Linked DNA regions of Homo sapiens: all the other regions are linked to region 1. Evidence: read pairs that join two places in POLR2A ChIA-PET (ENCODE). Cell type or tissue: MCF 10A. All regions are shown on one strand. Links, peaks and the distances in the headings refer to the core of each region. The heading gives the core; the rest is flanking DNA. Region 1 holds the start of LOC105370343 (a long non-coding RNA gene). Region 2 overlaps LOC107984606 (a long non-coding RNA gene). Region 3 overlaps LOC107984606 (a long non-coding RNA gene).

What was found. Peaks named below come from ENCODE experiments on the same cell type or tissue, not always from the same donor. Only the 100,000 strongest peaks of a DNase experiment are listed, where the experiment ranks them.
Region 2: POLR2A ChIA-PET joins it to region 1 with 6 read pairs; 1 of 35 experiments calls an interaction of 5 or more read pairs at or near these places.
Region 3: POLR2A ChIA-PET joins it to region 1 with 6 read pairs; 2 of 35 experiments call an interaction of 5 or more read pairs at or near these places.

What each region holds. Positions count from the first base shown.
Region 1 is chr13:104,948,138-104,959,288 of GRCh38, forward strand. LOC105370343 (a long non-coding RNA gene) reads right to left here and starts at 7,233. Exons shown (of 3, transcript XR_001749998.1): 1 at 7,149-7,233; 2 at 5,238-5,393. In MCF 10A, for the core only: no CTCF peak of the experiment used is centred there; DNase peaks (open chromatin) are centred at 5,684 and 6,214.
Region 2 is chr13:104,768,608-104,779,758 of GRCh38, forward strand. The region is part of intron 3 of LOC107984606 (a long non-coding RNA gene); the gene reads right to left. Among named protein-coding and RNA genes, the nearest start is that of DAOA, 690 kb to the right of the region's middle. In MCF 10A, for the core only: a CTCF peak has its summit at 5,246 (motif pointing right); a DNase peak (open chromatin) is centred at 5,274.
Region 3 is chr13:104,804,381-104,815,531 of GRCh38, forward strand. All of the region lies in intron 3 of LOC107984606 (a long non-coding RNA gene), which reads right to left. It also overlaps the pseudogene RPL7P45. Among named protein-coding and RNA genes, the nearest start is that of DAOA, 660 kb to the right of the region's middle. In MCF 10A, for the core only: no CTCF peak of the experiment used is centred there; a DNase peak (open chromatin) is centred at 5,271.

The DNA.
Region 1 (11,151 bases), core at 3,718-8,717:
GTACTCAGGTAGAAGTTTTCTTGCTATTATAGCCTGAAAATCTATTTGACTTCTGCTTTTCTGGAAAAATGCTTGAAAAAGGTACATTCAAAGGTGACAAAGATTGCACAAGCAAGCATGGCTATTTTTTAAAAAGTGACAATTCTATAATATTTGATGAGAAATCAAATTAGGAATTGACTAGGTGAAATTGAAATAAATATTTGGGTAATATAGGAAAAATCTTCAAATAATGCTGACATTACCTATACTTAATTTCTATAGTTTGCTTCATTCTGTAGGCAAAGCAAATTATTATATTATTTGGAACACTCTGAGTAAATCTCAGTGACAGAAATCAGAGTATATAGAATAAATTATACTTATATATGTGGGTGTATATACATTTATGTATATGTATACACACACACACATAGTCATGCATAAGGACATATTTCAGTTAATGATGGACTGCATATTTAATAGTGGTTGCATACAATTATAATGGATCTGAAAAATTCCTGTGGTCTAATGATATAGTCATCATAAGATTATAACACAACACATTATTCATATGTTTGTGGTGATGTTGGTGTAAACAAACCTGCACTATCAGTCATATAAAAGTGCAGCATATACATTATATACAGTGCATAATCCTTGATAATGGTAACAAATGACTATATTACTGGTTTGTGTATTTACCATACTATATTTTTTACCATTATTTTAAAGTGTACCTTTTCCACTTAGGAGAAAATTGTTAACTGTAAAATAGCCTCGGGCAGGGAAGGGACCCAGAAGATAGCATTGCTATAGGAGATGACAGCTTCTTGTGTGCCATTACACCGGAAAACCTTCCAGGGGAACAAGATGTGGAGGCAGAAACAATAATGGTGATAATCCTGACCCTGTATAGGCCTAGGGTGGTATGTGTGTTTGTGTCATGGTTTTTAACAAAATTTTAAAAAGTAAAAAATAAAAGTTAAAAATTTAAAGTAGAGAAAAGCTTATAACATGAGGATATAAAGAAAGAAAATATTTTTGTCCAGGTTACAATGTGTGTTTTAAGCTCAGTGTTATTACAAAATAGTAAAAAAAAGTTTACAGAATTAAAAAGTGTATAAAGTAAAAAAGTTACAGTAAGTTAAGTGTATGATTGAATAAAAACAATTTTTATAATAAACACGGTATAGCCTGTATGTACAGTGTTCATAAAGCCGACAGTCATGTCCCAGGCCATCACAACCACTCACCACTCACTCACTGACTCACTGAGAGCAACTTCAGTCCAATTAACTTCATACATGCTAAGTTCCTAGACAGGTCTACCATTTTTTAATCTTTTATGCCATGTTTTTACTGTACCTTTTCTATGTTTAAATATGTTTAAGCACATGAATGCTCACCACTGTGTTACAATTGCCTCCAGTATTCAGTCCAATAACATGCTGTACACGTTTGTAGCCTAGGAGCAGTAGGCCGTATACCACATAGCCTAGGTGCTAGGCTATCCCATCTAGGTTTATGTAAGTACACTCTTTGATGTTAGCACAAGGACAAAAATCACCTAAGGACACATTTATCAGAACACGTCTCTGTCACTAATTGCATGTCTGCACAAGGCTTATTGTCTAAAATTTCCAAAATTTTGACTCAATATATTCAAAAAAGGAGTTATTTGCAGCAATTGCATCCACTTTCTTTAGTGCCTTTATGTTTACTTCAATGCCAATTGCACAAAATTCTTCCACAAGTCTATATTACTGTTGAAAATGTCTTAAGGAAGCCATATATTTCATTGTATTGCCCCTGAAAAATGTGGGCTCTTTGAAAGCAAAATTCATGCTTTCACCCTGTATGGAACTCACGGTCTTTCCCAGGGACTGCATAAGCCTCCTCAGTACCTGATAGGAGTCTAAAGTCTGCCCAAGGAATCAATCAGTCATTTGCTAAGAAGGGGGAATAGAAAGTGAAACAAAAAGAATGAGGCTGGCAATTTTTTATAAGATTGTGGCATGGATTGATATTTATACGACTTTTTGACAATGCTACACTGTTTTGGGAAAGAATTTTATGTAGCCCAACTGCCTCCACATTTGTAATGTTCGGCATCTCTAAGACTGGGCAGGTTACCAGGTCACAGTTCCGTGACATCTGAATAAATTTCATAACCAGCTGGGGAATAGTTCACTCTTGGTTGATCCCGTAGTGGACGGTCTCTATTTATGGTTAAAAATGGAGGACAATAAATTATTTTGATTTAGTAGTTATGAGTTTAAAGTGCGCAATTTATTGTATTTTTTCTAGACCCGTAGAATAACTTCTTTTGATCCTACTAAAATCTCTTCCCTGAGGAAAAGAAATGTAGTAAGAGTTGGAAATGGACATTGGCCTTGGATAGAGACTTCTGTTTTCTAGGATGTGAGCATTATGCCAAACTTTGCTAACCTGGGTGGTCATTTTCAATGTGGACATTTTTCCAAGGAAGTAGACCGAAACCACTAAACATATTTGCTCCATGAGCTAAACCACAATAAAACAGAGGTCTCCTGTGTATAGCTTTCCTCACCCTTTGAATACAGCTCATTCTGACTTTACTTCCATAAGAAGCAAATTCCCTTTAGAAAGTTTCTCTTTGAAGGTTAAATGTAGTTGTGTAAGTGTGTGAATGCCTGTGTATCCAAATGCAATTACATGCAAGTACCTGATTAAATGATGAAATGACCATTTCTTCGGGACAGTTAAGTGTCCTCTGAGAGTTGAGGCATGCCAGACCCCCAGACTCCAGCTGGAGGATCAGTCATCACCTATCTATTGTAAATGTGAATGCATGAAACAGGCAAAATTTTGAAGTGTTATAAACCATTCATAGTAAGATTCCAAAAAATGTAGTGCTGTTGTTCTAGATGTCTATTTGAAAACAAAGTTTAGTTTTTCTGGCATTCTTACCGTTGTGACTGTCCAACATCATTTCAGACACTATACCTAATGCAGTATTTCCTTTGTCTTCATTTTTCTTCCTGTATGAAACTAGGGCTCTGTCCTTTAACCAAAGTGAAAAGGACCATGGATTGTTAGGCCAGAGAACCTACGCATCACACACAGTGGAGCGAAGTGAAATAGCTCATGAGAGATCATGATTGGCAGGCAGCAGGCCAGGAGAACCTTGATCTGCTGCTTGGCCTTGGCTGTTAGTAGCATGCCCAGCTGACTTCAAGGCAAGAGAGCATCTCATCACCACATTCCCCCTTTCTATTCCATTTGGAGGAGAGTAAAACTTTTTAAAATTTAGCATCCTATTTACATAGCACCAATGACATGATTTTTCTGCCTAATTCTGAGAAGTCAATAAAATAATCCAAATATCATGTAATTATCTATTTCTTCAGTGTACTTGGGCAGATATTTCTCCTCTTTTTGGTTCATTTGGTATATTTACATATCTATATCTATCCAGTTAGCCATATATAACCCAAAATGTACAATACTTTTCATTTCTTAAGACGCAGGTGATATATTTTAGTTTGACATATTCCCCCAAAATGTATGTACTATCTTGGATATGAAAGTTATATAAAATTTGAGTTCAAGGTGAATGTCATACTGACTTATTCTGTGAAACTGAAGAACTGCTCTCCCAGCTGCCACATTGTCCTAAATAGAATGAATCTGGTCATGTTCCTAGACGGTGCATAGAGGGGAAATTGCTCTGAAGCTATGCTGTGATGGGCAGGGCTAGAGAGACGTTCTGCTTGCAGAATTAGATATGTAAATTGACACAACCATAGGTAGTGATGATTTATCCCTGGTGATTTTAAAACTTAGATGTAAAACGAATCTACTGCATATTAATAGAAATTATATGTATTGCCTTGTTTAAAACAAAAATTGGTGTTTGTATTTTTAGTAAATGCAAATATTTTATACAACTAATTACAATATATGCTCATAATCAGATTTTATAAATGACATTTTATTCAATAGTATATATTGGACAACTGCACCTTTACAAACCCGTATGCACGTGATGTTAAATACTTAGATATCTTTGTATCATTTTACATTAAAATAAATGTTGAAGAGAAAGCCAATGAACTGAAAAGTTGAATCAATTTTAAAAGAATTACATGTTCTGCAAAACAGTAAATCAAGTAATAACATTCTAAAATTAGTTTATTTTGTCAGAATAAAAATCACGATTTTCTTCCTTAGTTTTTACCTACTATGCAAAAAGAGCCAATTTAGATCCTTCCATGATATCAATAACCATGTTGTAATTGGTGATTCTGCATGTAGAAAAAAACAAAGAGCCAAATCAATACCTGGGCAATAGAAAGTGACTTTGGTGGTGGTGGACATAATTCCCATTCAAATGGGTAAAGCAGCTCAAGGCAAAGACTATTTAATTATTGCCAGTGATGACAAATTGACCTGAACTCTACTTGTATCACATCGTCACAGCTCTCAGATTGCTGGACTGTATTGCTTCTTAATCTTTTCCAGAAATGGCAGAGTGGAATGATTTTAAGTTATTTAAACACAGGTACCTATAATTGTCTTAGAGTTTCTACTGTTCACAGAAGCCTATAGACCAATTATTATATGATCACATGAGCTTTTCTAAAACCATTTGTTTCCTCTTGTGTAATCATTCTGTAAGCATCAAAGCAGCCATAAGTATCAACCAATGATTGCTCCTCCCATTCACCACGCCCCACCCTGTCTCACATCTCACTGGTTACATCTGCAGTTCAGTGATCCAGGGAAATAAATGTTGGAAAAGAGCAATGAAATAGTCATGATAGTTCCACTTATTGAAAATAGTACTACTTCTCTCTAAATTAAGTGTGTAATTGGCAAGACTTATGTATACTCTCATAGGGATTAGTTTTTATTGATCTAATTAGGATGAAGCTTGGGAATGACTTGCCAGTCACCCTGATAGAGCAGCAGCTGCACATTATTATTTTCTTCAAACAGAAAATGGCATTAGTGGGTGAAAATAAAGCATGATATTCCAAACTTATGCTCTGTTACTGAAGGAAGAGTTTGTGAAACCAAATATCATGTTCTGATGGAAAGAGCTGTTCAGGATTTAAATTTTACCTTCTTATCAATAAGATGGGAAAAGAGGTTTCTGCATTTTATTTTCGATGGCAAGTATCATTGCACTGTTAGTGAAAGCTATATACATTTGCAGGAGACATTGTAAAATACATATAATTGTAAATCAGCCTTAAATAACTCAATTTTACCTGAAAAGACAGGTTCCTTTGCCTTTGTAGTTGATTTTAATATCTCTTGATTTTTTTTCTTTCATTCCGATCAAAGGTAGCAGAAAGAATTTCTAACAAATGTTTGCCTTCCCATGTACAAGTCAATGTTGTAGATTATCAGCAGGAATTATACTCCTAAAACAATTAGAAAGAAATGGGCAAAGATGTTTTTTATCTAATGAAATCACTACGCACAGACAATGGGTCTGAACATATTGACCCAGTTATTAGGCTAGGCCCTGTGAACACATGTGGCCGCATTCACTGATCAAACTCCATTAAGATAGTCTTACTGATTTATCCCTGGGCAATGATGAACATCCATGGACACTGAGTCAATATTTTGAAGAAGATTATAGGATAAAGTACTGGCCTTTCGTTTTTAAGATTGCATCAATTTTGAGCCATGATTCAAAGTCTCTAGCCCTGAATAAGTAGAGCTGAACTCCAAAGTACATCTTGGTACAGTTAAGATGATGAAATTAATTGGCTGAGGTTAAAGTTGTACTCATTTAAACAGAATGCAAAGAAAATACTCAGCTTGTGAGATCTTTAATGAGGACTTCTGGCATTTGAAAATGTAAAATCCAATATAAACATACATTTGTTTTTTATTATTTTTCAAAATATATTTCTGCATTTCTATTTCTGACTGATATGAAATTTATTAGCAGTTAATTTGATTAAATGTGAAAGCTGTTATATAACAATGTGCTGATATTATTTTTCTCTCCATGAAAGTTTCATTTTAATTTATATGCTCAATAACCTTTTTTTCCTTAGGATTGTTGTAAAATTTCTAATATTTGTATGATTTAGATTAATATAAGATCAAGGAAATTATTTTGTTTGTTCCTACTGTAATAGTATAGCTCAATGTTCTCTCTCTCTCTCTCTGTCTCCACATACACACACACGCATGCCTAAATATATATTGCTTTCTTTCACTTTTATTTCTCAATGTTATTGTGAAATGTGCAATTGAATTATAGAACTTTTTGTTTGAGTCATTTTGTTTTTCTTTCTTTATTGAGAAATAGTCTTGTTTGTTTATTGAGAAATAATCTTGCAGATCAGGAGGTCAGGAGATCGAGACAATCCTGGCTAACAATCTTGTTTAATCTATTGAGAAATAATCAGAACCTATGGTCTGATAGTTCATAAGAGGAAAATGCAAGTCTAAAAGAATACTTATAGCACATTCTGATAAATGAAAATAGTTTCCAAGTTTCTTTTTATGCCTATGTAAGTGCAAGTCCCCTTTAGAGGGAAGGGGTAATTGAGCGGTTTAGGGAAGAATCAGTAAGAGTTTGTCAGCCAAGAAGTAGGGAAGGTGACCCAGGACAGAAAAAGTGCAACATCTGAAGTGGGATCGTACAAGGACATGGCCACATTGTGGCTGGTAGTCGAAAAGGGTGATAACTTCAGTGAGGTATGTGGGGCCTGATCACAGAGGTCTTTCAATGCCTTATTAAGGTGATTGAATTATACTCAGAAAACAATGCACAATAGCTGAGGTCTTTTAATCAATGAAAGGACATATTCAGGTTTATTTTAGGGACAATAAACTTGTCAGCAACATGTGCAGCAGACAAAATCTAGGGAGCCTGGCAGCCTGGAAGACCGTTGAGGAGGTTGTAAAAATAGTGCAGGCAAGAGATGGGGAAACTACAGTATTTCTCTAGCTTTAAGGAAAGATTATGATGATAAATTGGAGAGATCAAATTCGGATACGTGTGTTTGTAATAAATAGATTTTGGTAATAAATCTAAATTTAGAAGGGAGGGAGAATAGCTGGGTGATGAGGACATAAAGTGACAATGGAAATGTGTGATAAATACCAGGTCTCATGGAGGAGGAAAGGAAAATACAGTGGATTAGTGTAATTACATGAGTGCTGGCTGGGCAGCCAAGGGTCGAGGTCCAGGACTGGCTCTCAGGAGAGATGCTTCAGGGGGACTAGAACTGAAGGAGGGCAGTCGTCAGAATGTAGAATGGGAGTGGAAATTCTCAGAACAATTGTTATCCTGAGACAGTGGTACCACATACGGAAGAGCAGAGCTGAGAACCCGGGTGGGCACACTGTTCAAGGCCAGGGAAAGAAAGCAGACCAACTCAAAAGTCCGAAGTGTGCTAGAAATGGAACCAAGAGAATGGTGCAGTGTAATCTCCGAACGAAGGAAACTCCAGGGGAACAGAGGCTTTCAGCTTTCAGGAATAATGTAAAAAATAAAAATTGGGCCGGGCACGGTGGCTCACGCCTGTAATCCCAGCACTTTGGGAGGCCGAGGCGGGCGGATCAGGAGGTCAGGAGATCGAGACCATCCTGGCTAACAAGGTGAAACCCCGTCTCTACTAAAAATACAAAAAATTAGCCGGGCGTGGTGGTGGGCGCCTGTAGTCCCAGCTACTCGGGAGGCTGAGGCAGGAGAATGGCGTGAACCCGGGAGGCGGAGCTTGCAGTGAGCCGAGATCGCGCCACTGCAATCCAGCCTGGGCGACAGAGCGAGACTCCGCCAAAAAAAAAAAATAATAAAAATAAAAATAAATACAAAATAAATAAAAATAAAAATTGGCCGTTGTTTCTGGTCACGAGTGACTTCAGGATGACAGGTTTCAATAGAGCAGTGGTTGTGACCTTCAGAACATTTGGCAATATTTGGAGATGTTTTCGACTGGCACGACCTGGATGTGGAAGAAGAGCTACCGTCCTGCAGTAGGTAGAGTCCAGGGATGCTGTTAATCATCTTTTCATGCACAGTCCGGCCCCAACAACAAAGAATTACCAGAATAAGAAACTGCAGCAGAGTGAGAGGATCCAGGTTCGTTCTGAATGAGTTGGACAGAGAATTTGAGTTTAGGGACAAGATAAACTAATAAAGAATACTCTCTCAAGACCAAGCAAACAACCTAAGAACTAGAAGCAATTTATGTCTAGGAGCAAACAGTGTATAGGAAAAACCAGAATAATGTACTACAATATTGAAAAACTAAAGCAGAAAATTGCTTATAAAATATTCTTATCTAAATGGCATTGTCATATGTGGATTTGGGATGAGTAGGACAATAAAAGAACTTATGCTGTAAAGATGAGATATGGGGCAATCTATGCAAGTTCAACATAAATCTTCAGCAAAAGAAATACAGATAATATAAACTTGGATTATTAATGGCATCAGAAAAATTATGGCAAAAGGAAGAGATAACTTTCATCAAGAAAGAATAAAATGCTACCCAAAGTTCAGCCTTTCATAGGTCAGAAATAAAGAATATAGAAGGAGAGTTATAAAGATATAGAAAATAATCCAATCACAGGCAAGATCCAGACATATGTGGTACCTTGGAGTCAGCTAGGTTTGACACATTAATCTAATAGAGGTAAAGTCATCAGGATCACCCTTCCTTCCAGGATGAGGGATGCCTGGGTTATGAGATTAGGCAGAGCAATCCAAGTCCCAACACTCCCCAACAATGCAACCTTGGACACATTGCTTACTCTTTTCAAGGGGATCTGGTTTCTCTTTGGATTTGAAAGGGAAAGTTGCAAAGTTTTACTTAAGCCTTCTCTTTTCCCTCAACTACCCTGAAGACTTATTGCCCTGCTATTGATCTTCCAAGGTCCAAAACCAGTGTCTTAAAATGCTTTCTGCTCCCAAATATTACCTAAAGTTCTATTATACCTCATTAAAATTGACATCCCTTGGGTGTTGATCGGCTTGAAATAACATTTTATTGTAACTCATCATAAATTATATGATTTCAACGAAGAGATGGAAAATACAGCTAGCCAGAAGTGTTCTTTTTATTTTATTTTATTATTATTATACTTTAAGTTTTAGGGTACATGTGCACAATGTGCAGGTCAGTTACATATGTATACATGTGCCATGCTGGTGTGCTGCACCCATTAACTCGTCATTTAGCATTAGGTATATCTCCTAATGCTATCCCTCCCCCCTCCCCCCACCCCACAACAGGCCCCAGAGTGTGATGTTCCCCTTCCTGTGTCCATGTGTTCTCATTGTTCAATTCCCACCTATGAGTGAGAATATGCGGTGTTTGGTTTTTTGTTCTTGCGATAGTTTACTGAGAATGATGATTTCCAATTTCATCCATGTCCCTACAAAGGACATGAACTCATCATTTTTATGGCTGCATAGTATTCCATGGTGTATATGTGCCACATTTTCTTAATCCAGTCTATCATTGTTGGACATTTGGGTTGGTTCCAAGTCCTTGCTATTGTGAATAGAGCCGCAATAAACATACGTGTGCATGTGTCTTTATAGCAGCATGATTTATAGTCCTTTGGCTATATACTCAGTAATGGGATGGCTGGGTCAAATGGTATTTCTAGTTCGAGATCCCTGAGGAATCGCCACACTGACTTCCACAATGGTTGAACTAGTTTACAGTCCCACCAGCAGTGTAAAAATGTTCCTATTTCTCCACATCCTCTCCAGCACCTGTTGTTTCCTGACTTTTTAATGATTGCCATTCTAACTGGTGTGAGATGGTATCTCATTGTGGTTTTGGTTTGCATTTCTCTGATGGCCAGTGATGGTGAGCATTTTTTCATGTGTTTTTTGGCTGCATAAATGTCTTCTTTTGAGAAGTGTCTGTTCATGTCCTTTGCCCACTTTTTGATGGAGTTGTTTGTTTTTTTCTTGTAAATTTGTATGAGTTCATTGTAGATTCTGGATATTAGCCCTTTGTCAGATGAGTAGGTTGCGAAAATTTTCTCCCATTTTGTAGGTTCCCTGTTCACTCTGATGGTAGTTTCTTTTGCTGTGCAGAAGCTCTTTAGTTTAATTAGATCCCATTTGTCAATTTTGTCTTTTGTTGCCATTGCTTTTGGTGTTTTAGACATGAAGTCCTTGCCCATGCCTGTGTCCTGAATGGTAATGCCTAGGTTTTCTTCTAGGGTTTTTATGGTTTTAGGTCTAATGTTTAAGTCTTTAATCCATCTTGAATTAATTTTTGTATAAGGTGTAAGGAAGGGATCCAGTTTCAGCTTTCTACATATGGCTAGCCAGTTTTCCCAGCACCATTTATTAAATAGGGAATCCTTTCCCCATTTCTTGTTTTTGTCAGGTTTGTCAAAGATCAGACAGTTGTAGACATGCGGCGTTATTTCTGAGGGCTCTGTTCTGTTCCATTGATCTATATCTCTGTTTTGGTACCAGTATCATGCTGTTTTGGTTACTGTAGCCTTGTAGTATAGTTTAAAGTCAGGTAGCGTGATGCCTCCAGCTTTGTTCTTTTGGCTTAGGATTGACTTGGCGATGTGGGCCCTTTCCTGGTTCCATATGAACTTTAAAGTAGTTTTTTCCAATTCTGTGAAGAAAGTCTTTGGTAGCTTGATGGGGATGGCATTGAATCTATAAATTACCTTTGGCAGTATGGCCATTATCATGATATTGATTCTTCCTACCCATGAGCATGGAATGTTCTTCCATTTCTTTGTATCCCCTTTTATTTCACTGAGCAGTGGTTTGTAGTTCTCCTTGAAGAGGTCCTTCACGTCCCTTGTAAGGTGGATTCCTAGGTATTTTATTCTCTTTGAAGCAATTGTGAATGGGAGTTCACTCATGATTTGGCTCTCTGTTTGTCTGTTATTGGTGTATAAGATGCTTGTGATTTTTGTACATTGATTTTGTATCCTGAGACTTTGCTGAAGTTGCTTATCAGCTTAAGGAGATTTTGGGCTGAGACAATGGGGTTTTCTAGATATACAATCATGTCATCTGCAAACGGGGACAATTTGACTTCCTCTTTTCCTAATTGAATACCCTTTATTTCCTTCTCCTGCCTAATTGCCCTGGCCAGAACTTCCAACACTATGTTGAATAGGAGTGGTGAGAGAGGGCATCCGTGTCTTGTTCCAGTTTTC
Region 2 (11,151 bases), core at 3,196-8,195, 180 kb before region 1:
TACATAGCTGGTTTCTAATAGTTCAGTCCTCAATTTATCGCCCTCAGTTTGCAACATCCCTTACTGTCTCCTTCTGTGTTTTCTTGCTGCATTGAGTTTAAGTTCTCAGGTAATTCTGCATTATTTAACGTATATTCTTATTTTTATTATTGTACTGTGCCGTTTGCATAGTTGATTTGATTATTTTTTAATCTTCTCCATCCTTACATGGCAATGCTTGGGACCACTATTTGCTCCGACATGAATGGGATCCATTTCTACGTGATTCCCACCATCTGTGAGAAAAGATTAATTTTGTTCTCTGACCTACATTATGGGAGCAGGGTATTTTGTGTGGCCCATCCGGTTATCATAGCCCAAAGAATATTGGATCCCAAAAGCAGGAGTTCTCTCTCATAACAATTCGTGAAGTTTCCTATACCAGGGTTCATAATACCTGTGCCTTTGCAGGGCAGTGGAGAGGAGAACTCATTCTTTTGATCTTGAGATCTTCCTGTATCAGTGTTTTGTACTAAAGTCTTCACTTTTTCAGAAAACATCAGCTTAATTTTTCAATGTCTTGTATCACCTATGTGTCCCAGCAGCCATTTCCACTGATCCCTTGTTGGAGGGAATCTATGAACGATCCCACTCTGAGGGCATGTGCATAGGCATTAGGAATGCTGTGTACTATTGGTATTTCAATACTATAATAGCGTCTCAGTACATCAGCCCTATCATTCACGTGCGTGTGGATGTATCTGAGTATCATGAACTCATCTATTAAAGAGGCTCCCAGGCAATTTCTGAGTCCCTGGCACCTCCAAATATTCCTCATGGGTGGGAATGAGAGGAGCGCTCTAGAGGCCCACACTATGCTTTTCCTGGGAGAGTTACACATGTTTCCATCTTGTCTATCATGATTGTCCACAGTGCTTTATTTGACCTATAGGAAAAAGCCACCTATTCCTGGTCCAGGCTGCTACACAGCAGCAGTTTTTTGTTTGTTGCCATGTACAGGTAAGTGCTGCAGAAGAGGCTGCATTGTTGAATTCAGAACAAGAAAGCTCAGGGTAACTAACCTATGGTGACCACAGCTGACAGCTGTGGTATTCTTGGCAGGTGTCTCTCCCGTGCTTGTCTTTGTTTCTACCTTTGAAGAAGCAAAGCAGAGAACCCCAATTCGCCCTCTGTACCTTCAACACTCACTTCCTCACCACAGCTAGCTGCCTTAGGATAATCGGAATGAACTTCCCTTTGCCCTTGACCTAGATTTATGTCAGTCACCAAAAGAAGCCAAGGCGCTCAGATCAACCCATCACCCTCACATCACCATGTGGCCTTACACAGTCTCTGCCTGCCACCACCCAGAGGGAATTGGCCAGATAAGAAGGAAAGATGCACGATCCAGAAAGGAGCAGGGAGATATTCAATGGCTTCGCCCTCGAGAAGATGCGTAGTCATTTCTTCCACAGTGACAAGTGAGAAGGAAGGCAGGCAGATGGGGCAGCAATGGGAGCTTGTGTGTTGTGAGATCTGTTCTCGTAGCCTTTGGCTTTTTCTGTGATTTAAGTCATCAGCTGAGAACGAAGGTGGGACACTGGAGATTATAGCAGGGACAGGAAAGTTTTGAGGATAAAAAAAGAATAAAATAGTCATATGTGAAATTAGAAGAATGAAAGGCTATAGAATAAAGGATAATTGCCCAAGACCACTAAGGCCCCAGTCGTCTGCCTACAGTCCTGTAGTTTCTCATCTCCAAGTAAATATCAAGGACCTTATTCTGGCTCATAAGGCCTTCCCTTCTGACTCTCCGTATTCTGACTTCATCTCCTGTTCCTTTAACTCTCATTTATCCCACTCCAGTGAAACTTAGCTCTGAAGGTTTTCTGAAATTTCAGAAATGCTCCCACCCCAGGGTTTTTGTACTTTCCTTCTTTCTGCCAGTTTCACCATCTTTCCAGATCTCCCATTAGCTCGCTGCTTCACCTCCTTGCAGTTGTTCTCAAATAAGCCTTCTCAATGGGGCCTCCCCAAGCCACTGGCTAGAAAGATGAAACCTTATCAACAACCTGGCCATCCCTGTGCCTCTCCCCTAATGTATTTTTGCCCAACGTTTTATTAATTTTAAGTTAATTATATTTAACTTTGTTAGTTTATTATTTTTCTCTCCCAATGGCAATGATTCTTGTTCATATCCATCAGTGGTGAAGACTGTGCCTGGCACATAGCAGCACAAATGAGCTTTGTGGAATAAATAAATAGGGAGAATATTAAAGAGCTATGGAGGCCAGGCATGGTGGCTCACGCCTGTAATCCCAGCACCTTAGGAGGCTGAGGCAGGCAGATCACCTGAGGTCAGGAGTTTGAGACCAGCCTGGCCTGGCCAACATAGTGAAACCCCGTGTCTACTAAAAATACAAAAATTAGCCGGGCCTGGTGGCATGCACCTGTAGTCCCAGCTCCTTCGGAGGGTGACGCAGGAGAATCGCTTGAACACCGGAGGTGGAGTTGCACTGAGTTGAGATTACATCACTGCAATCCAGCCTGGGTGACAAAGTGAGACTCTGTGTCAAAAAAAAAAAAAAAAAAAAAAAAAAAAAAGGAATGATTTTGTCGTATTTATTTTATTAATATAAATATTCTTATTTCTTATATTGATGAATGGAAAACATTTACTAAATGCCAAATATATGTAGGCACTGTTCTTATCTTGGTGTAGGTACTTAACTTGTAACTCAATTATATAAGTACATGAGGTCTTTGCAGCTGTTTATACCTACAAATTAAATTTAAAAAAATTAAATATAAAATTGAAAAACTGAAAATATGCAAGCTATGTAAAGAAGAATGTTAGTAGCCTCATCTACGTGGATGCTTGCCTCAGCATTCTATTTGATATTGAAGATATAGACCTAATGTGCCTATGATAAGTTAATTGGTCTAACTCTGAACAGTTAGGTTGGGGTATTTCTGTATTCACTATATTCAAAACCATCTTGAAATATGCTGCTCTGGGAGCACCTAAGAAGCAAGTGTTATGCATTTATGTATTTTTAAATGGTTACCTTTGTTTATGACTTATAATGTATAACATACATTTTACAAATTATTACTATTCCTTTCTATCTGATTTTATTAAATACATTTATACATGAATTGATAAATACTATAAAAACTTTTTACTTATTCAGCCTTGTTATTGTCGGAAAACAATGGGCTTCCCTTTCCATATAGCTGAAGTCAGAAGATACATATCATGTGAAATAGAAGGTTGCTTTTTATGTGCATTGACAATGAAGTCATTACAATCTACAATTAAACTAGTTTTACTATCTAAATGACCAGTTGAAGTCCTCATTAATCAGACTTATTGAGTATTTGTGAAGTTTTCAATTTACACTACATGAAAAGTTTGTTATGTTGTATAAGAATGAAGTACAAAATGTATCAAATTACATAAATAAAGGGAAGTCTCATCTGAAATATATCAGAAAACAATGTGAAATTTTTTACAACTATCTTCAGATTGAAATTTGAATCAGAACGATCAATTCACAAACCACAATAGATTGGCCTATCAACCTTAATCTTAGCACCATACATTTTCTTTAAACAGGCAATTTACAAAATAGTGATAATTATTTAAGTAAACAACTTAGGCAACTTAAGTTTAAGTAAATAACTATCCCTATTTTATTGGAAGAATATTAAGGTACACAATTACTGAAAAGCAGATATCAGGCATATAGGTTTTCTGGGTGACAATATAATGAAGCAGGGAGTCTGGCCATTCAATCAAAATAAACAATTAAAACTTACCCTGTATGTCTAAATTTTAAACATTTTTCCAGAGGTATCCCTAATAAAAATGGAGTCTTTACATTTGACTGAAGTTATTCATTTATGGTGAATTCTCTATACTATTTTATTTTGAAGACAGTCTAAACAGCCCTTTCAAATATTTTGCCCTTATTTGAGCTTGTTTTCATTATTGTTCAAGTCTACTAAGTGTTGCTTTCTACAGTCCTTAATGAAAAGTTCTATTAGTTGTCATCGGTTACCCTACTTCTGGTGTTCACAGAGTCGTCAAATAGGTATGTTCTCCATGTGCGGTAAAACTAATAGAGTAACTTTACTGTGACAAAGATAGGATGCTAAAGATCTATGTGTAGATTTAGATAAATCCATTCATTAACTGTAACTTAAATATATACATCTACACATATATATAATCTATTACTTAAATAATCCATGATTTTTGCAATATAAAGGAAACTGAATAAATCACATGTAAAATAACTTTGACATTTTCACTTTGTAAGACATTTTTCTCCAAATATTATATGTTCATATAAGTTAAATAGCACTTTTTGGATATTCTAATATCAAAAATGGAGTAATCACCTTACATTTGAAGACACAGAGTATGTGGGTATAAATTGCCCCTAATAGCTCTGTGTATTTAAAATAGAATTGGCATAGAAGGTTTCTGATTTCTTTTGGAAACAATTTCAAAATTGCCCAATTTTCAGGGATTCTTGAATTTTTTTACACAATTCAGTTAAAGTTTTCTTATATCATTATGTTATAAAGCATAAAAATGTAATAATCCCTGGGAGGTTCTCATACAAGCTAAAATATTACCAGTAACTGCCTCTGCTCTAACTCTATTTCCACTCACCTTCCCACAAACCAAAGCTCTTATGCTGAATTTCGTATTTATTACTAACATGTTAATATATAACATGGCTTAATTACTAATATGTGTAAGGATAAGCAATATATTGTTTTCTTTTGCTTGCTTTGTATCACAAAAATATTATGCTGTACTTCCTCTTCTAGGGTCATATTAATTGATCAATAAATAGAAAATTAAAATGAAAAGAAAGCAATAAAAAAAACCAAGCACTCAGAAGGCATTTCCATATACATCCTCAATGACTTTCTCTGAAATGTAATACTATTCCAATTCTACCTACAGAGATTATCATCTTTACCTCTTTGTGATATTTATATAAATGAAATTATTAAGCATATACTCTCCTGTGCATGGTTTCCTTTATTCCATTTTAAATTTATAATATTCAAGTCGCTTCATACAGCATCACATCATTCTTAATTATTGCTGTACAGCATATTCCATTGACCCTGTTACCAGTCTATCAATTTTCAGCTCCAAATGGACCCTTCTCTCTGCTTTGTAACACTTTGACTGCTGGGCTCTGTTGAAATTTTTCTTTTACTAACTGATCTATTAGGCTTTGTCAATAGAGGGCACTAGAGAGGCTTCTAATACCATTGCAGGAGGAAAGAGCTTTCTTTCCTGCCTCCAGGGTACTGTTCGTGCAAAAAAACAAAACAAACAAAAAAAAAAAACCAGGAGATGAGGCATAAGTAATTCAGTAGTTCTCATCTAAGCAGCCCTTGTGGATCAACCCTGGCCAGCATTCTGTACCAGCTTTTTAACCACCAGCTGAGTGCGTGTTTCTGTGACAGCCACACACACCTTCTCCAAAGGATTTGAATCTAAGCCTTGGGGAGGTAGGGAACTAGGCATTTCTGGTGTTTTAAGTTCTTCCTTTGTTCACGCTCCTTAAAATAGGTGGTAGCTACTTTCTGCTGTTGCAAATTTTCTACCTGTTAGAGTTCTATTTTGACCCTCTTATGACTTAACCACATTAGTACTTGTGAACATTATTTCTATTAAATTTTTCCTGTTCAAATTACTTGTGTGGGACTTGCACTTCCTGCCAAGATGGAATAAACAGGATAAGATTCATGCCCCCACCAATAACAACAAAAACAAAAATCAGACAAAAATATACAGAAGACTAGTTTCAAAATACTCAAAATTCAGCAATGAAAGGCCTAATTATAATATATTTCCTGAGAGACAGAAAATAAAAAAAAAATGAGGAGGATTCTATTCACTTCCCCACCTTTTTTCCTCAAGAGAATTTCAAGGTGGTGACTTACAGAGGGGAAACTCAGGAACAGCCCAGAAGATTCCCTAAAATGAAGAGACTGGAACTGAGAGTCATGGGGCCCCAAAGTAGGTAGAGTTCTCAGGACACAGTGGAAGAGAGAGAGAGAAATCTGGGGATATGCAGAAATACTTTGAATGTTCATGAAAGTGCTGATTAGCACATTCATGTGAGCAAAGTATGTAGGTCTGAGAAAGAACCACACAAAAAGCTGAAATCAAACATTGCCCAGTATGCACACAAGGGCAGGCGTAGAGCCTCTTCCAGAAACTCCGCTGTAAAACCTCAATCCAAAGCATGTTGAGTATAGTACCCGAGAATTTCTTCCCACTTTAAAGTGCAGAATTAACCCTTGATGTAACTCTACTTCAGAACCATGTAACAAACCATAAAAGCAAGACCCAAATAAGTCACACTGTCTCCACTAACAGCATGGCAGAACAAAGTGCAAGAAGTTCAGCAGGATCTCTTCAGATGCCAGTAAACACAAACATTCAGTACTCAACACAATGAAGTCAAGTGTCAGGCATCCAATCAAAGATGATCACACATGCAACAAAGCAAGAAAATAAAATGAATGGGGGATTCAATCAATTGAATTCACTCAAAACTGACACTGATGTTAGAAACGGCAAACAAAGACATTAGGGCGGTTCTTATAATTGCATTTTGTATATTCACAATGTTAGGCAGACACTTGGAAGACACAAGAGAGGCAAAAGTCAAACTTCTAGAGGTGAAAGCTATAATGTCTGAAAAGTAAAATTGACTGGTTGTAACTAACAGCAGATTGGATATTACAGAAGAGAATATTAGTAAATTTAAAGACATAACAAAAATTACTATAAAAAAATAAGCAACAGGCAGAGAGCAGTGGCTCACGCCTGTAATCCCAGCACTTTGGGAGCCGAGGCAGGCAGATCGTCTGAGGTCAGGAGTTCAAGACCAGCCTGGCCAACATGGTAAAACCCCATCTCTAATAAATATACAAAAAAGTAGCCGGGCATGGTGGTGCGTGCCTGTAATCCCAGCTACTGGGGAGGCTGAGGCACGAGAATTGCTTGAATCCGGGAGGCAGAGGTTGCAGTGAGCCGAGATCATGCCACTGTACTCCAGCCTGGGTGACAGAGTGAGACTCTATCTAAAAAAAAAAAAGCCCAGAAGAAAATGATCGTAAAAAGGAGTGTCAATGAACTGTGGGTGAACTTCAAGCAATCTATTGATATCATATGCACAATTGGATTTTCACAAGGCAGGGGGGAAGCCAGGCCCAACAAATATTTGAAGAAATGATGGTTAAAAAGGTTTCAAACTTGGTGCAAACTACAAACCCAGAGATGCAAGAGTCTTGAGAATCCCCAAGCACAAGAAGCAGAAGAAAACTGTATATCACAATCAAATTACTGAAAACAAGTTGTACAGAATCTTAAAAAGCAGAAGAGAAAAAGACATGCTATATACAGAGAAACAAAGATAGGGATTAGAGTAGATCATAAACAATGCGAGTGGGCAAATAGTGGAACAACATTTTTAATGTTTTAAATGAAACCTAAAACCCAGAAGCCCATGAACAGCAGAAATAGATTTCAAACATGAGGTGAAATAAAGACATTTTCAGACATATAAACCTGAAAAATTAGTGTCATCACACCTGCTCTATAAGAAATGTTGTCTTTGTTTTTTATTTCTTTTTTCTGTTTTTGTTTTGTTTTGTTTTGTTTTGTTTGAGACAGGTTCTCACTCTGTTGCCCAGGCTGGAGTCCAGTGGCACAATCATGGCTCACTGCAGCCTTGACGCCCCCTAGACTCAGGTGTTCCTCCCACCTTAGTCTCCCGAGTAGCTAGGACCACAGGTGTGCACCACCACACCTGGCAAATATTTTCACTTTTTGTAGAGACATAATTTCGCCATGTTGCTCGGGCTGGTCTCAAACTCCTGGGCTCAAGCAATCTGCCCTCCCCTATCTCCCAAAGTGCTGGAATTACAGGTGTGAGCCACCGCACCAGGCCAAGAAAAATGTCTTTAAATATGTGAAGGAAGTCCTTCACACAGAATGGAAATAATTCTAGATGGTAATGTAGATTTACACAAAGTAATAGAGAACATCAGAAACAGTAATTACATGGTTCAATATGTATGAGCTTTTCTGTTATTACTTAAATATCCTTCTGGAAGTCTGAATATTGGTGGTTTACCTTGGTCCTCTCAAGGTTTGTCTTTTAGGGTTGTCTGTTACCACAAATTAATCTAGCATATCCTCAATGATACCAACTTATTTTGTTTCCTGTATCTAATGATTCCAAACGTGTTTTTCAGTCATATGATTATACAATTATTTTGAAATTATCTTTTTAGCTTTTCTCATGCTGGATGGTTTTTTCAAGTATGTAGTGACCTTTTATTACACGTTTACATTCATTGAAACTTTACGAATGGGATTTTAGAATGTCTTAGGGCTGATCTACTTAGGTTTTACTCTTACTTTTAGGACATAGTTTATTCCTGCCTGTAGCTTTTCTCTCTAGGTCCCAGCCCTTCTGGGGCTTCAGTAGAAAACCTGGAGTATTGACCCAAGATCTTTTCACCTTGGCTGGTTGTAACCTGCAGGAGTGAATGCTGAAATGGCCTTCAGATGCTTATTCTCTTGACTGCTGTAGTCTCCTAGGTGTCCTGGTGACTTCGTCTGCACCTTTACAGCTTAAGGGTAAGCTAGCAATTTGGAGAAAATACACATACAGATTTTTTGGCTACTTCTCCTGTATTTCCTATTCTTTGGGTTCAAGACATTTTGTCAGACCTGAACTTCTATTTTAGCCTCATGGCCCAGTAAGACAGCACCTTTCACTTAGATTTTCCTCTCGCATGCCTCGATTTGGAAAATCCCTTATGAAAAAAGTAGCTAAATGTGCCAGTCAAGGAACTTAAGCCTTTGTTCATTGCTCCGTGATGGAGCCAGAGACAAAAGCCTTCTTTCAGTAACTTAGAGTCGATGCTTTAAAATACAGCAATGTACTTCTCCTAAACCAGCCTCTGCAAACAGAAACCTTGCACTGGGCTCCACAGACCATAGCTCCAATGCTCCACCCTATCATTCCTTTCTCTGTCCCACTGAGACTTTTATATTTTATTTTACTTTTTTTATTTTATTTTTTTGATACAGGGTCTCACTCTGTCACCAAGGCTAGAGTGCAGTGGCGTGATCTGGGCTCACTGCAAGTTCCACCTCCCAGGTTCAAGTGATTCTCCCACCTCAGCCTCCCAAGTAACTGGCACTTACAGGTGCCTGCCACCATGCACAGCTAACTTTTGTATTGTTTGGTAGAGATGGGGTTTCACCATGTTGGCCAGGCTAGTCTCGAACTCCTGACCTCAAGTGATCTGCCCATTTCGGCTTCCCAAAGTACTGTGATTACAGGTGTGAGCCACCACACCTGGCCAGGACTTTTATATTTTAAATTTGCTTTTTTCTGTACAGTGAATGGAGCATCACGAAGCTCAATGTGTATCATGTTGAGTAAAACGGAGATGAGGAGAATTAGGCGGATCTACTCAATATCTCTTGGTACCTTTCTGTATAAGAACACATCCCCAGGCAACTACTTGAGTACATTTTCCAAATGTTCTGGTAGCTATGAGTGGTATAAGTAGTCTGAACAATAGGGATAAACCAAGAGAATGTACACTTCTCACTATTTGCTACTGTGTAGTCAGATTACTCAAAGCTTCATGTGCCATGTCCAATCATGAGATGATCTTGGGAGTGGAAATTATGCATTAAAAAACTGACATGGTTGGAGAAGCCGAGGTCTCTGCCACTCCACACTGCATCCATACCTCTGGTATGGCAACTTCAGAACTAGGTTCATTTGATAAAGGAAACTTCTGTCTTGTTCAAAATAGTGGGTATTTTTTTAATTATTATTATTTTTATGCTACTCATAGCCACATCAAAATCTAAATTTTACATTCTTTAATTCAGATGCTATATGATGATTTCTTTGTAATCCTACATTATTCAACTGTTATATTTACGAGGACCTAGATACAGAGCAACTGGGAAAAAAAAAGTTTATAATCATGACTTTATTTTTGATTCTTTCTCTGAAAGCAATGGGTATTCATACCAGGGATCCCAGAAGCCTATGTAGTAGAGATTTTTAATAATGTCAGTGTTTTAATGAGAGAAAAGGCAATGTTAAAATGAGTGAGGCAATGTTAAAAGTCTAGGTGACATGCTTATGTTAGAAGACATGTTAAAAAATGAGCACATAAAGTTGCAAGTCAGATAATGATTATTTTAGGCACCTTTGTAAGCCTGTAAAAATGTAGTGTGATTGATATTTAGCTCATTTAAAAAATCAAGTAAATATATGCTCCTTTTGTTTCAATGTACTGTTTCAGTACATATTTTTTCTTATATTGAAGCCATTTAATTACATCCCTTCTAAAACACTTTAAGTGATTATATTTGAAATAATTTGCCTGATCTCCAAATGGCTGAAACACCTTGGTGAATTGGCAATGCAACAGATTATTTGGTCACACTGCAAATTGATTAGATTTGAGGACACTCCATTTACATAGTTAAAACGACTTTCCCCTATTTCAGTTGAAAAAAAAAAAAACAGGTTTTACTATGAAGGACATCAGGTAAATGCAATTAAATTCTCACTAAGCATTTGCTTTTAGGTGAAATCGCCCTGGTTTCTACAATCACTTGTATATGTATTTTTAGTTTGGTTTATAAAAAAGTTATGTAAATTTCCTATTTTTTTAAATCTTATTGAGATACATACTTTTCAGTTGACTCATGTTGCAGCACAGTTAGCATCTGCTCAAATTACTAGGAGGACATTAAATAAAAAGTGAGCATGTGTGCATCTTTAAGACATTAGAAATGACCAGCTGTTTTATATTCTCAGAGCCCTTTCAATAACAAAAAGCTCCCAAGTAGCTTCCAGTTAAGGGGTTTTGGAGAAATAGGTGGGGGGGCGGGGGACTGGCAGGCTGGGCTTGCAAACAAGAAGCTATAATAGTATCACTCAGCAGTCCCACATTTCCTGTGTCAAGCTGATGACTGTGGCCCTAGCAGGTGGGCATGCCAAAGGCCAAAATCCATGTCTAGGAAGGCAGAAACAATCTACAGACCCCGTTCAAATATCCCTTTACAATATAAAAGAAATT
Region 3 (11,151 bases), core at 2,284-7,283, 150 kb before region 1:
GCACCTTCCTGATGCCCATTTCAAATCCTGACCTGAATATTGAACCCTTTACCTAAATCTGAATAAATGAAAACTAAGCATGGTATCTTTAAAAATGAGCCAACTCTTGGTTCAGAATTAAAATATGATGCATTTTCCTAAGGTTCTGTTTCAAGTACTGTGGTCCGAGCATGGCCCAATGGACAAATTGAAAAGTCAGTCCCCTCCTCTGGGAGGAACTATAGAGTGACTTCTACACAGAAGCTGTTCTATGAATTCAGCCTCTTTAAGTTCTGTGATCATCTCTGGGAGAAGTTACATTGAGCTCCTCCTCATGTCAATCTGCAATTGATTTCAGGTACTCAATAACAGTATCATGCTATTTACAACTACTGTGGGTTCTTGATACATTTTTTTCATGTAATTTTTTCAGTTTTTTTCTGTTTTTCCTTTTTCCTGTAACAACCAGTTGCATGTACACATCATTTAGTACATATATAATACACACAAATTCACCTTGACATAATTGTTTTTATATGAGGGACCTTTTCTATGTACTTGTAGCTGATCCCGTGCCTTGGAAAACCAGCTCGTCCATGTCTACAGTTTTACCAATCACCTCTTCTAATTCTTAAAATGCAAGAGGCATCCCTCACACAAATTTTATTCTTTATTTCTAAACATCTATCCTTCTCACATGAATATGAAAGAAAGTTCTCTTTTATTACTTTTTTAACATTTGTCTTTTTTTTCTGTAGAATATTGTTTTTATCGTCTTTACTTTCTTAATTTTGAGTAGACAAAGGGTGAAAAATAACCAACTGTTTGTTACAGACCCTAGCTAGGTGGCTGGCTGAGTTAAACATCCCTGACTTTAAGAATTGAGGTACAAAGTTTGTGATCGGTGAAAAGGGACCAATTTCCATTTCTATATTCATGCATTCTTTAATGTTTCATAGTAAACATAAAATGAAAAGCCTAAAATGTAAGGCTTTTGTGGGTGGTTTCACAGTGGTTTGCTAATGGCAGTTTGAAAACTGGCACTCTTGACAGGTCAGGACAAGTTTATAGGTCTATATGGGATTGTGAAAACAAATTTCATTCCCCTTTAATCAGGACACAGTTGTCAGTTGGGTTCAGTAAGGGTCTGGCCAATCGGGTCACTCACAGTCTCTCAATCATCACAGAATTAGTTGGTTAGGATGGCTGCTGTGAAACCCGGCTTCCTGTTATCTCCTAGGCAGTGCTGCTCACTGATGCTAGAAAGGCATGGTAAGAAAAAAAAATTTAGTGAAAGAGAATTTAATACCAAATTGTTGAACCTAAAATATCTTATAACATTTAAGTTCTTTTCCTGATTTCTGAAAAAAAAAAAAAGCATTGCAAGAGCTTGAAAAATATAAAAAAAATAGAGAAAATGCATCAACTTCACCTGTTATTCTACCTCCATTGATGACTATTGTTATCAGTGCATTGTATATCTTCCAGTTTATATAAATAGAAACATACTAATCTGTTATTTATATTATATTATAAATATTTTTCTTTCATAAAATTGGAAAAATAGTGCATACCGTTTTATCTGGTTTTTTTTTTTTTTTTTTTTTTTTTTTTTTTTTAATGGAGTCTCTCTCTGTCATCCAGGCAGTCTGGGGTGCAATGATGCAATCTCAGTTCACTACAACCTCTGCCTCCCAGATTCAAGCGATTTTCCTGCTTTAGCCTCCTATGTAGCTGGGACTACAGGAGCCTGCCACCACGCCCAGCTAACTTTTGTATTTTTAGTAGAGACAGGGTTTTGCAATGTTGGCCAGGCTGGTCTCAAAACTCCTGACCTCAAGTGATCTGCCTGCCTTGGCCTCCCAAAGTGCTAGGATTACAGGCGTGAGCCATCATGCCCAGCCTTGTTTTATCATCTATTTTAGTTTATCTACATAGTTTAGACATTTCAGAATATGTTTAAATACTCAGCAACAAGACTTTCAATAGCTACACAATATCCCAGATCATGGGTTCATAAACTAAAGCCCATGAGCCTACCCAGCCTGCCACCTGTTTTAGTAAGGCCTATAGAGTAAGAGTGATTCTTAGAGATGAATATTTGCAATTGATCTGATGAGGAGGAACACTACATTTGGACCTTAATTGAAGAAAATGCTATCCCACAAAAAACAAACAAACAAACAAACAACAACAACAACAAAAACACTCCATTCTTTTCATTGGTAGACCTGTGATATTAACAGTAAGAATTCCAAAGGCATTCCCAGTTTTGGGTTATTCCATCAAACACTGTTGTAGGTACTACCAGCAAGGAACTTTGCACATAGAATTAAAGATACTAAGCTGACCTTAGGACAGGGACATTACCACTGGGTTATTCAAGTGGTGCAGATGTCATCATGAGAGCTTTTCAAAGCAGAGGGGTCATTTATACACAGTCACGGAAGAGGAGATGGGAAATGAGCAGAAGGGGAGGAAAGAGAGATTTGAAAGCACGAGAGGGACTCAGCTTCCATTGCTGACTTTAAGGATGGAGGAAGAGGCTTGTGAGTCTCTAAAAGCTAAAATGACCCCAGGCTGGCCTGCAGCTGGCAGGAGAATGGGGACTTCAGTCCTACAATCGCAATGAAGTAAATCCTGTCAAAAACCATGATGACATGAAAGCAAATTCCCCACTAGAGGTTCAGGAAGAGAACACAGCCATGCTGACCCCTTGAGGTCTTGATGTCTGCCTTGTAAAACCTAGTGCAAAGAAACAGCTGAGAAACATGGTACCCTCTGGACCTACATGATGGTAAAAAATTAAACAGGTATTGTGGTAAGGCATTAATTCAAGGTAACTTCTTACAGCAGCAATAGAAAACTAATACAAAACCCATACTATTTCAAAAAATGCTTGATTATTATTATATTTTCAATTTTATTAAATATATGTGCAAAATTGCTTTCTGTTTTGTTATATAATAGAATTGTCTACAGAACTAATTATAGTTTCCTCTTGGCACACAAAGCCTAAACAATTTGTGATTTGTTATCTGGTTCTTTATAGAAAAAGTTTGCCAACTCCTGCTCTAGGCTATATTTTTACAACAATATATGTAATGGTTCTGTTATTCCTAAAACATTGATTTCCCAGTCTTCCATGTCTCATTCTAGCTTGTTGCACTTGGATTTCTCCTATGACAGAAACATAGAAATTCCCGTGAAGCCAAACTCAGGTGATGTTTCAGGGACACACTGACTCATAAAAATAATCTACCATTGTGGGGCCATTGTTGCTGTTTTTGTGAAACACGTAGGCTTATCAAGATTACCAAGATAAGGCATATTATCAGGTTAACTAGTATTAACTTCAAAGTTGAGATGATCTATGGATAACTGGTTGGGTTAACACCAATGACAGCTTTCCTAGTTACATAGTCTCAGATCAGCGCTTCAGTCAGACATTGTGGACGCTTTAAGGTGTCTAAGAGTAATCATATAACTTTGGGGAAAATGTGTCTTAGATAGGAATTTATTCTGCTTTTTAAAACAATAGAACAATTCATATGACATATAGCTGAGTATTTTAATTAATATAGATTTGAGACAGTAAAAGCAGTTGAATCAAAATCAAAGATGAGTAACTAAAAATACAAAAGAAACAGCAAGTAAAGGAAAAACTCAAGAAATATTAAATTTTAAATATGTTTAGCCAATTAGAAAAATATCAGTTACACATGCAAGTTGAAAAATCTAATTTTTAGAATTATGTATTTATAATTTTTCAAGTATAATATCATATGATTGTATGTTTGTTCTTGCTAGCAAAGAAACATAACATGACTTTTGGAAACTTTTAATTAATTTGCTAAGTTAACAAATAGGCAAACACATACATTGTCAGAGGAAATAACGAAGGTTTTCGGTGCAGAAATGCAGCTGGTGGTGTACTCATGCACTTAGACATGTAATATAGCATAAAAAATTCACTATTTGTAAAACAGTGTTGCAGTATATATCAATAACCACAAAAATATCCATAATAACAATGACTCAGTTATATCATATTTAAGAAATATTCATACATTATTTTGTAGAAATCAGTCAAAAAGAAAAGTTAGAGAATAGTCGGTAAATGTGATATCAAGCAATATCTTTGACTGAAGATAGCCATATATCTAGGCTGAAGGATGAAGTGTTCCTCATACAAATTTTGGCTAAATAACAAATTTTGTGTTGAAATTATACTGGTTCAGATATGAAATCATCTTAATCAAACATTCTTTAGATCCAACAATGAATCTAAAATCTTATCAAGAAAATTTAATAGTAACACAATTTTATTATTATAACTTCACTTCTAAAATGTTTAGAAACTTCTTGAATAATCAACACCGTTGGCCATTAATTTCTTCTTGAATTCAATATATTAAATTTTTTTCATTAATGTTGATATTCGCTTTTAGTCAAGGTCAATGGTAAAGGAAAATTAGGGCTGGTTGGGTGAGCTGATACTTTTTCTACAGATTTTTTAATACACAGACTAAAGATAATTTATTATGGATTTTATTATTTTATTTTGCAGTTTTTCATTGTTATAAATTTTCAGATATCAAATACAGTTTATTGACTAACCCACAACGTGAAAATTACACAAAAGTTGTTTTTTCATGACTCGTACGCTAAGTGGAATTTAATAAATAAAAATTCAATGCGGTTCTTAAAATTTTTCAATGTAATATTATAAATGTTACTACCCCAAATAATTTTACAATAATAAAAATTATGATAGAAACTAAGGTCTATCAAACTACTTTGTATTGTAATTTAATTTTTTTGCAAACACCTCTTGCCTCAAAAATTCCTAAACTTATCTTTCTAACATATCTTCGCAACTTTCATATTACCTGCCAATCTTTACCTATTTATTTAATTAGTTGAAATCCTTAAAATTTGTTTGTGTGTATAAAATTAACAGCTTTCACAATAAGCACTAATTGCTGCAACATTTTAAACTTGCAAAAATAATTACACATTTAAACTGCTAAGCTGAAAGTCTTTCAACTTATAAAGCCCATTAGGAGGTATTCACTCCAAGCCAGTAGAACCTTTACCTCTATTGATGTAACTGTGTTGCTATTAACACTAAATCTAGTGGGATACCTTAGTCTTACTACGGACATTGAGAGCCTCACTGGATATGATGGTGCCAGAGAGGACAAAGCAGCAGGTATTTGGCAACTGGAATTTCCCAGGCTGAGGCTAAGGAGAGGCTAGCCAGCAGCCAGCAGATGAAGGCAGATGTTGAAATCTCTAGCACTCTCAGGGCACCAGAAACCACAGCTGCCTATTTTAAATAAAAATAAGGTTACTCACAGCACTTACAGAAGACATGTGACCAGTCTTGGGAAATGATCATAACCAAGTTAACTCCGAAGTCGAGGTAAGAACAATCCCAATGACTGTCGTGGAGCAGGAAAGGTCCTTTCCCATGTGACACCAAATCCTCAATGAATTATGCATATCTCACTGTCATTCCTGACTTTGCATAACTAGCTTAAAGTCCAAAGCCCAAAGACATAGTGATTAATAAGGTCTCAGAGTTGAAAGAACAAGGCTCTTACACTTGGTCCTTTCAACTCCTAGAATCTTCTAGAAATTGTCCTAGAATACTTCCTATAGTGACCGAAAGGAAATTTCCCACAGGGATATTGGGAAACTGTTAATAACTATTAGATTATTCTATGATCCATTTGTTTTGTTGTTCTATCTAACCTGCTGCAGATAGGGCAATCAATAAAAAGACCGAATTTCTGCCATGATTGAATTAACATTGGAGTGGAAGATAAAATCAATAAACTTAGATCGGCATTATAATATCCCATATAGATAAATGATAGGAAGAATAATGAAGCACAATATGGAGATTGAAAATATGGGATGCAAAGTCAGTTTAGACAAAGTGGTCCTGAAGTTCTCACTGTTATGGCGAACCAGGAGCAGAGACCTCGGTGAGGGGAGAAGTTCAGCCGCTAGATGGCTGGAGGAAGAGCATGCTGGGCACAGGAAATGGCAGGTGCAGAGGCAGGGTGCTTGATGCGGTTGAAGAATAACAAGGAGCCTCTGTGACTGAGGCACAATAAGCAAAAGGGAAGTGCATTGGAGGTAGAGTCAGAACCCACATCACTTAGGGGCTGGGGCCAGGGAGAGAACGTTGAGTTTTCTTCTAAAAGCAGCAGGAAACAATTGTAAGTTTTTCAGTTAGAAAAGATATGATCTTACTTTCCCAGGAATTGCATGTGGTAAGGCATTATGCTTCCAACTATAACTTCCCATGGAACAACTTCAGAGACAACACGAATGTCAAAAAGCAGAAATAGTCATGCAAATTTGTGGCAGAGAAGCATAAGTAGAAATTACATGGCAATTATAGGAGAATTAAAGGACATGGAATTATATAGAAAACTGTGTAATATTAAGTGAAAAGATGATCAAATGGTAAGTAAAATATATATGTATTAGGATAAGGTACAAAATTAGGGTAGTTATGTTAAAAATACTATGATTATATGTGATTAAAATTATTTAACTGTGTTTGTTGCTTTTTCAATGTTGTTGATGCTTATAATCTTTGCTAACTCAAATTCTCCCAACCAGTATGTATGGTGCACACAGATGTACTGAGAAGACCTAAGGGCAAGCTGCCCTATTTCCAATCTCTTCACCTCCCATTTTCATAGATTGTCCCATTGCCAGCCAAACTCACTTCTTCTGTTTAACTGTTCTTACTAAGTATATCCCTACTTCTAGCCTGCCAAATAGAAAGTATCCTTGGGCTTCTTGTCTTCATTATATGATCAACTAACTCCAACTCATCTTTCTGCAACATATTTTTTGTAATCCTTACAGTAACTTTTGGCATGGTAAATGGGACCTTCACTGTACTAAAACAATTTAGAAGTATCCCACAGAAATTAGAAACAATGTTTGGTGTGCATAGTTTATCAATACACATCTATAATTTTATAAGCTAATCTGATTAGTTGTGAATGCAGTGGTTATATTTAAAATAAAATTTTAATTGGACGAGTAGCCTCATCTGAGCTCTATGGATATTTCAGCGGAAGTCAGAAATGGAAATTGACCTAAATTGGCATGGTACCTTAGGTTATGGTGATCTTCAGTAAAATAATTAACTAGCTTAGTGTTTATGGGCCAATAAGCATTATGTTGATGTCATCATATGCCTTCAGAAAAGCAGAGATGAGCAAGTTGTCATTATTGTCAGACCTCCTGAGGGGAATCCTACCTTTGTAATGCATTGCCTTTGTGACTATAGGCAAGTTACCTAACCACTCTCAGAGTTAGTTTCCTTGCCTGAAAAATATAGATAGTAATGTTCTTTAGCTCATAAAGTACGAAGATAAACATATACTACATGAAATATAATTAGCTTATCTCCTAATTCAGAAAGGAATTTTTGTTTGTTTAATACCACTATCATCACAACCATAACTACAAACAAAGCCACCAACATCACACAACCAACTTTTCAACCCCCGTCCCCTCCCTTCTCAATGAAGTTTAATATATGGTTTATAAGTGTAAGCCCTAAGTCCCACTGGGTTCAAATCCCAGCTCTGCCATTCACCAACTATCAATTTATTTGTCTTTTCTTTCATTTAGTCACCTATTAAATAGAAAATAATGCCTACATTATAGCATCACTGGTAAGATTCAAAAGGTTGATATAATGTGCTTAGAACAGTGTCTTAAACAAAATACGAAAATGTTAGCTTTTACTCACTCTAATAAATTCCTTCTTTGCACAGGTAAAATTTCAGATTTTGCATTTCTACATGTGTCTGTTTTTTATAAACTTTATGTGTCATTATCATTGCATATTTTCTGCAATTTAATGTGGTTACTAATAATCTGAAACTTTCTAAAGAAAAATTAAGAAGAGTAAAAAAAAAAAAGTTATCATTCTTTCCCTAAAATGTAAAGAAAATAGCAGCACCTGAAGTTGTTTTAAGCTCTTTGACTTAAGAAAAAACGAGAAACTGGTAACATAATGTTATTGGGAAAAATTGCTAAAAATGTCAAATGCTATGGACATTTTTCTACTTACAGGAAACTGTATAAGTTATATTGGGGGAAAGTGAGTTCCACTCTTAAGGATTTTTGACAACTAAGCTGTAAATAATATTTTACATACTGGGTTCTCTATGGACTGTCTAGATAAATGTCTGGCCTACTGTCATCTATGGGACTTTCCTGTCCATCTCGACTTTTTCAGGTATAAACCATACCTTAGAAAAGGCTGTGCACAGCAACCCTTGGGAATGGTGCAGACCTGTGAATTTACTGGTGGCGGTGAGGGAACAGTTGTCTGCATGTCTGCCGACCAGAAGACTGTTGATTTAACTACAGCACACAGCAGACCCAACTTTTTAAAGCTATGAAAGATGGGGATTTTTCACACTCTTTTTTTTTTTTATAACCTGCCACCTTAACCTGCCTAAATAAATCATTTGAAGTTCTAATATAATTAGTTTTACCATCACTATGGTCTTCTGACTGATCATTTCTTTAACTAATGTAAGCCTGTAGTAAGAAAAATAGTTAAGTATCTCTAGCTCACTTTAGAAATTTGTAAAGCCTCATCGCTTCTGTAACAAATTCCTGAGCATAGAGCCATGAAAAATTGATATATTCACAGGAAAAATAAGAAAATTAATGGTAAACATGTGTTGCCAAATGCATTTAAATTCTAATTTGGCTAAGTCATTGGCTACATTTAACAGGAAAATTTGATGTACCTCACTCTTGACAACCATCAGTAAATTTATTCAAAATTTAAAGCAAGATTTGGGGCAAATTTTGTCAGGATCAAAACCATTTGACCACCCACAAGTATAAGAGACAGATGAAAATATTATTTAAACAACTGTATCCAAATAGAGTTACTGATGGACAAGGAATGAAAAAAGATATGTCTCATACTGACTCCCAACACGTCTATACCAGAATTCCTCTCTGATAATTTAAATAATATCTCAAATAGATTCCACAACTTATCTAGTTACTCTGAACTATTAAAACTCATTCTAATGTCTGGGCATTAAGAATCCTGTTTGGTCTAATGTAGAACTGTCAATCATACATCCACTTCAAAAGTCAGCGATTTATGATTTACATCTCTGTACCTGCCATTTCCCGTACACAGCATGCTCTTCCTCCAGCCACCTCATGGCTGAATTTCTCCCCTCTCTGAGGTATCTGCTCCTGGTTTGCCACAACAGTGAGATCTTCAGGACAACCTTGTCTAAACTGACTTTGCATCCCACGTTTTTATCTCCATATTCTGTTTCATTGTTCTTCCTATCATTTATCTACATGGGATCTTATAATGTAGATCTAGTTTATTGATTTTATCTTCCACTCTGATGTTAATTCCATCATGGCAGAAATTCGGTCTTTTCATTCATTGCCCTATCTGCAGCAGGTTAGATAGAACAACAACAAAATGAATGGATCATAAATAGATACGGTTTATGATCTAAATAATATCTCAAATAGATTCCATAACTTTTCTAGTTACTCAGAACAATTAACACTCATTCTAATGTGCAGGCATTCAGAATCCTGTTTGTTCTAATGTAGAATCGTTGGTCAAACCTCGACACATCTACTTCTCAGGTTCTGTTCTGACTCATGACAGGCTTTGGAGAAGAAGAGGAGGTGCTGGCTTTCTCCATGTTTCTTGTTGCAGCCTGCCTTGACTTATCTGCTATTGTCAGATGCCAGCATTGGGGCAGGCATGGGGGGGCAGACAAACGAAATCAGATGGGAGCTACAGTCATTATGAGACAGATACCCCAATTACGGCCTTAAGCTGGAATTAAATACCAGTACGATGATCTTTCAAGAAAAAAAAGCAAACATAAAAAAATGAAGACGCTCTTTTCCAACTGGAATCGTGGAGGGTGTTGAAAAGAAGAGGAAGTTGCCTGCTGTACCAGAAACCCTTTAGAGAAAGTAAAGGAATTTTGCAGAGCTGAAGATAAGTGCCTGAGAAAGAAGTTTGCCCATAAGATGCTTCAAAAGGCAAGGAGGAAGCTCATCTATGAAAAAGTGAAACACTGTCACAAGGAATATAGGCAGATGTACAGAACTGAAATTCAAATGGCGACGATGGCAAGAAAAGCTGGCAACTTCTTCGTACATCCAAAACCCAAATTGGCGTTTGTCATCAGGATCAGTGCTATCAGTGGTGTGAGCCCCAAGGTCTGAAAGGTGTTGCAGCTTCTTTGCCTTTGTCAGGTCTTCAGTGGAACCTTTGTGAAGCTCAACAAGGCTTTAATGAACATACTGAGAATTGTAGAAACGTATATTGCATGTAGGTACCCAAATCTGAAGTCAATAAAGGAACTAATCTAGAAGCATGGTTATGGCAAAATCAATGAGAAGCGAATTGCACTGACAGATAACACTTAGATTGCTCGATCTCTTGGTAAATATGGCATCATCTGCATGGAGGATCTGATTCATGAGATCTATACTGTTGGAAAACGCTTCAAAGAAGCAAATAACTTCCTGTGACCTTTCAGATTATCTTCCTCACTAGGCAGAATGAAGAAAAAGATCACCCATTTCATAGAAGGTGGAACTGCTGGCAACAGGGAGGAGCAGATCAACAGGCTTCTTAGGAGACTGAATTAAGTGTCTACCATGATTATTTTTCTAAGCTGGCCAGTTAATAAACAGCACCTGCTCTCAAATTGAAATTAAAAAAAGACAAAAAGAAGGAAAGAATAAACTAGCAAATATGTATATGTATACACATAAGAACAGAACCCAAAGATAACCAACATTATCCAATAAAGAATTTCTAAAATAGAAGGAATACTGAATGATAAGAATCGCAAAATAATGTCATATAATGTAAACAAATATTTAATGTTTAAAACATTCTTGTTTTATCATTAGACAGAAATCTTGATATTAAATACCAAGGGGAAAAGGAAGAATAGATACATGTTAAAACACTCTATGGTTTTACCTCTGGTGTAATGCAAAAGTATTGATTTGATTTTGACATAATTACTTTTAATATGAGTGTTAAAAGTTTCTGTTGTAACCACTAAAATAATAGAAAGATTGTCCAATTCTCATATTAGAGGA